Linked DNA regions of Mus musculus: region 1 is linked to region 2. A link is a contact called in ENCODE Hi-C or POLR2A ChIA-PET data. All regions are on one chromosome and are shown on one strand. Each heading gives the region's core, a stretch centred on a gene start or an enhancer-like site at or near the end of the contact. The rest is flanking DNA. Distances are from core to core; before and after follow the strand shown. Region 1 holds the start of Itga2 (integrin alpha 2). Region 2 overlaps Itga2 (integrin alpha 2).

Region 1 (2,733 bases), core at 141-2,640, 35 kb after region 2:
CCTCAGAGAAGCACAGATTAAGGAATGCTTTCTGCTGGGGCGTGGTGGCGCACACCTTTAATCCCAGCACTTGGGGGGCAAAGGCAGGCGGATTTCTGAGTTCGAGGCCAGCCTGGTCTACAAAGTGAGTTCCAGGACAACCAGGGCTAGACAGAGAAACCCTGTCTAGAAAAAAAAAAAAAAAAAAAAGGAATACTTTCCTTCTTTGTAAAAATTAAGTGACATCCAGTGACCACTTTGCTATTTTGTTAGCTGTTTAATGCAATCCCCCCCACACACACACCGTCCCCTCCCATCTCCCCTCAACTACCTTAAAATCCTTCATCTTGGGCATGACCAGGCTGTGGATAAAGGTGGAGAGAAAGTTCTCCTGAGCCTCTCAGCAGCCTGCCTTCCCCACTCTCCTTCCTTACTTAATGCAAAGGAAGTCAGGTCAGGCAGCCTGGCACCAGTCTCAGCTAATCCCCTTGCCTTGTGGATCAAGAGAGTGGAGAGAACCAGCCTAAATTTACTTTCTTTGAAGGACATTACAACAATAAAAGGAAGGCAGGAGGGAAGGAAGAGTGCCCCCTCTGCCTAGTTGATTGGCTTTTCTTCCTCCTATGGAAAGAAACACCAGTGCTCCTTCCTGAAATAAGAATAGGGGGCATTGTGCGCGCGGGGTGAAAAATACACATCAAAGTTTCCTGCAAAGCCACCCTTTGAGAGCTGCATGCTGCAGCCCAGAGCTGGATCCCCGGTTCCTGGTTCAGAGCTAGTTCAGCACCTGCTGGGGATCCGCGGGAAGCTGGGAGGCTGGATGCGTGGTCTGCTGGCCACCCACAAACGCTCCAAATCTGTGGGTGTGAGAACATCTCTAAACCCAAACCTCTTAGAAAGATGACTTTGAAGGATGCTTGATCGGGTGAAACACGTCTTAATGAGGATGTGGGGTGTGTGTGTGTGTGTGTGTGTGTGTGTGTGTGTGTGTGTGTGTCTGTGTGTCTGTGTCTGTCTGTCTGTCCTGTTTGTTCAAGTGGCTCCACGAAGCCTGGATCCCGAGTCCACATAGATGCAGAGCAGACATCGCCAGCTCCAGAGCAGCACTCGATCCCTCCCTGGTCTTCTAGGACCAAAGCGGGTCTCTCCAGCCTCGGACGCGGACGCGCAGTGGAGTTCAGACTTACCTTGAACTAGCATTAGCAGCCGCAGCAGGAGCGCGCCCCCTGCCTGTCCCGGTCCCATCTTGGGTCTGCGCTGGGGAATCTAAAGTGCTCTGGGGGTGCACACAGTATCCTCGATCCAGGGCTCCCAGAGGCTAGACTTTCCAGAAACTGTACGGAGGAGTTCTCTCCAGCCTGAATGAGAGCAAGGAAAAGTTGCTTGCAGCTTCTGAGCTAGGAACCGCCCCTGCCTGCCCCTCCAGCCTGGGCAAACTCCGGATCTGTCCTGCCACGCCCCACGGAGCCCAGCCCCTCAGCGTCTGTGGCTCCTCCAGCGCTCTGAAAAAGGAGTCAAGATCCATGGACGCCCACGGAGCCCTCGGCATCTTACAGACAGTGCGGACGCGACTCCAGCCCGGTGGCTTTTTCCTACCTGTACCAAACTGTTCTAGCTCACCAGACCCAAGAGCTCAGGATCCACCCACAACCAACATCTCTTCGTCCTCTGTCCACAGGAAACTAACTCCTAGGCAGTTCCCTCCACCCCCCAACGCAGTTGTATCAAGCCATAGCCCTCAATAACTCAGAAGAAGAGCCAGGGGACCTGAACAGTGTGTGCCCTTCTCTGCTTTTCCTGAGTGGGTGGAGAAAGGGACAGAAATAAGCTCGGAATGACCAGGTTCGACACTAAGTCATCAGAAAGAGCTGCTCTCAAGCTATGATTATCCCTGAGGTACTATTTTTGCACCACAGAGGGGTGTGAGGGAGAGAGAGGGGGGTGGGGATTGTTCATTTCTGAGACGATGAGGAGTTGGATCACTGAGTTTACCTGATTTATTTCAGGACAGGTGAGAAGAGTTGACAGGGGCTCAAATGCAGTGGGTCTCAACCTTTCTAGTGCCGCGACCCTTCAACACAGTTCTTTATGTTGTGGTGACCTCAACATTATTATCGTTTAAAATTATTATCGTTGCTACTTCTCTGATTCTGAATTGTTATGTAACATCTGTGTTTCCCAATATCTTAGGGTACACCGATGGAAGGGGGGTCGCAACCCACGGGTTGAGAATCTCTCCTCCTGAGCTCGTGCCTTGCCATTTCCCAAACTTTCCGATTCTGGAAAGACAGCATTCATCTGGGTCTTTCACTTTTGAATCCAAGAAATAGAACATGCACTTTTAATCGTCTTTAAACCCAATATCCGTAGAAGCTCAGCCGCAGGTTCCTGCCCATTGATGAGGCTAGAATTATTCCAGTGCCTACTTTCTGAAGCACTCAAAAGGTTTTGTAAAATAAAGAATTGCTTGTCTAATGGCTATTGCTCATTCAAAATCTCTTGGGAGCAGGCCTCTGAGCAAGAAGGGACTCCCCAGGTCCATAGAGCAAGCGAGCAACTTCCAGGTGGGACAGACGTAGCCACTTGGGAAAAGCCAAACGCTTTAAACCTATTTATAAAACGGTAGGTAGAACTGGAACCTCTACTTCTTTGTGTGTGTGCATATGTGTGCAGGTTTATGTGTGCTGATGTGTGTGTTTGTGTAGACACACATGTATGCCCGCCAGGGGACAAACCTAAGTGTTATTCCCTACA
Region 2 (2,700 bases), core at 13-2,512:
TGTTACAAAATTGAATCCCACTTATATAGACCTTTCTATTTAAATTTCTTCCACAGAGACATTTATGGGGGGGGGCTATCACACTTATAGTAAATAAAGACCTTTAATAAGATTTATCTTAACCAAAAAATTAGAATAATAATGTGCCCATACATCAGATGCAGCAGATTTTCTCTCTGATGCTATATTCATTCATAGTTCTTCTCTCTTTATAAGGAAGTAAAACGTACCAGTCCTTGACAAAAGAAGAAAATACATTTCCATGACTGGAAATACTCCTCGTTCTTAGTTAGTCTTCATCTAACCAGTGATTTTAGTTACAGTGCTTCTGAGTCATAGAATGAACTCAGATTGTTCTTGGGGCAAGCCTTCAGATTACACAAAGAAATAGTGCAAATCACAACTAGTTCCAGGAAATGATCTTAAACATGTCTCCGGCCCTTGCAGATTGTTTGTGATAAGGATTGCATCATCTACACTGAACATCCGGTGTAGGAAATTCAGGCTGGAGGCAGGCTGGCTCGCCTCTGCTGCGCTGAAGGAGGAGACGTTACTCTTACCCAGAGGGCTGCACGGCAGCTCTTCTTGGAGGTCACCTTGCTTTTGAAAGGATGCAGCTCATAGGAGACAGTGGGAAAAACTCAAGAAGTAATAAAGAGATGTCATGAGATCATTAAAGTAGGAGTCTAGAGTGTAATAAAAAAAATCCAATAAACAAAACTACTAAAATAGCCAAGATTGCTTCATTGAAATCTAGTAGATCTGGAAGTAAAACATGCCTATATTCTTGGAAATGCAAGACACACCGGACAGCTCAAACTGGACTCTAAAATAACAGTTTAAGAGCACTCGGACTAGAACCTTGAGTGTGTTAGAAGAAAAGAGATGGAGTCACGTGTAAAACAGATCATAAAGAAAGTTCAACTAAGTGGAGGGAAACGGTGGCAAAACCTGCTTCGGCATAAGCAGTGAAAGAGCCATGAGCTAAAGGACGTGCGTGCGTGCGTGCGTGCGTGCGTGCGTGTGTGCGTGTGTGCGTGCGTGCGTACGTGCGTGCACGTGTGCGTGCGCGTGTGATGTGCAGACTCAAGAACAAACACTCACAATTTATTGAAGGAATTCCTAGCAAAAGTTAACTTCATTAGTATCAGAAGGAAAGTTAATGTTGAAACGGTTTGCCCACATCTGCTACTTCCATAACGTCTGGGCAATTGTCATAAATTACAAGTGGAGAAGGGCACAGCGCCAATTGTCAAAACAAACAGGCAGCTCTGGAGCCCAGGGCTCGCGCTTCATTTTTCCTCCTTGGTGTGAAGGCCACTGACCGAGGACTGCCTAGCATTGGCTTGCTGTCCCCTGGGAGACTGACTGGGTCAGGCCAATGACGTAGGCCATGAGGAAATCTTCTATCACTATTGTCCCTGACCTTGGAAAGGAAAGTTGTTCCCTTACTGTTGAGTTAATAGCGGTAGAGGCAGGGAAGCAACAAAAGCACCAGCGATTTAAGGCCTGGCACTGAATGAGCCCTCTTATCTGAGCATTCCCAATCTGCAGATCTTCCTCCTAGACTGTTCCACACTCCAGAGGGCAGGGCCCATGCTCTGGATTTTCTGCACCCCACGTAGGCACAGTGGCCAGTCCATGGTGGATTAGATAATTTTGTCCATGGCTTAGTCTGTTCCATGTCTTTTCTTGGTAGGATTGAGACAGTGAGAGGATTCAGACAGGCTGACAAGCCCACAGTCCTCTCTTCCCTTCTGCTTTTTACCTTCCTAGATTCAGCCCCTTAGACAGACAGGAATCCTCTCTTTTCCTCCCTCTGCTGCAGTATGCCTGTGCAGGCTGATGGGTTTAGATACTGGTTAAAGGGAAAAAAGTGAGATCCTTAGCTAAAAGCTGCACCTTACCAGAAAGGTCCATACTGGTATCCAAGGCACTAACCTAGCCAATTATAGAGCAGAGCCTTGTTTCCCAATAGCCGTTGTCTCCTGCTTACAAGAAATGTTATAGGAAGGCTAAGGCAGGATTTAGATATCTGATTATCTGATATCCCTGGTTTTGACGTCATCAGATCAGCTCAAGAGTATCAATGTAATCTGCTTGTAAAAATACCTTTTAACAGTGTCTTGAATTTGTATATACTGAGAGAAGCCACGGGGATGACTCTCTTTCCCAGGATCCTACTTGTTCTGTCCCTGTCAGTTCTTTATTATTTTAGTCTTATTCAAGGTCCAACTGCCACATAGCCAGTGGATGTGTTCCTCTCCAAACAGCCTTACCATCCCTAATAAAGTCTATTATAGATGGCGGCTTTTTCTCTTAGACATATTTTGCCTCAGAAAAGTTGAAACTGAGTACAAAACAGAACACCCACCTTGAACTCAATGCCACACTGTTATTTGCTAGGCTGTGCCTTTCCAGTAGACAACTGGCATTCCTGAGGAGCTCTGCATTAGCCCCTACATCTCAAGGTTGTCTCAAATAGTTAACTTCATAGGCTAACTGTGGTGAATCACTTGTAAGTAGGCCTTTCACTAAGTCATTCAACAAATGGTTATTCTTTTAAATTTTTTAAGATGTATTTAGCTATGTGTTTATATCTGTGTGCAAATATATGTATATGAATGGAGGTGTCAGATACCCCTGGAGTCGAAATTATATGCCATTGATAATCATCTTATATGGGTACTGGAAACAAAA

What was found. A loop is a pair of places that touch in the nucleus more often than their neighbours do. ChIA-PET counts read pairs that join two places held with the same protein, here RNA polymerase II (POLR2A).
Region 1: a loop to region 2 is called in a map of heart, with 2.9 times the contacts of the local background. The contact joins the promoter of Itga2 here to the enhancer-like site in region 2. A Hi-C loop is called at or near these places in 5 of 37 maps with a recorded cell type or tissue (all heart). POLR2A ChIA-PET finds 5 or more read pairs at or near these places in 1 of 5 experiments (Patski).

Annotation. Positions count from the first base shown.
Region 1 is chr13:114,930,710-114,933,442 of GRCm38, forward strand. It overlaps Itga2 (integrin alpha 2), which reads right to left and starts at 1,391. Exons shown (of 30, transcript NM_008396.3): 1 at 1,167-1,391. The coding sequence starts at 1,224.
Region 2 is chr13:114,895,630-114,898,329 of GRCm38, forward strand. The region is part of intron 2 of Itga2 (integrin alpha 2); the gene reads right to left. Among named protein-coding and RNA genes, the nearest start is that of Gm34845, 27 kb to the right of the region's middle. Within about 2 kb of position 1,263, at least 2 of the 3 ENCODE cell types and tissues checked have a DNase peak (open chromatin) inside an H3K27ac peak, as active enhancers do; they include heart, where a contact is called at or near this core.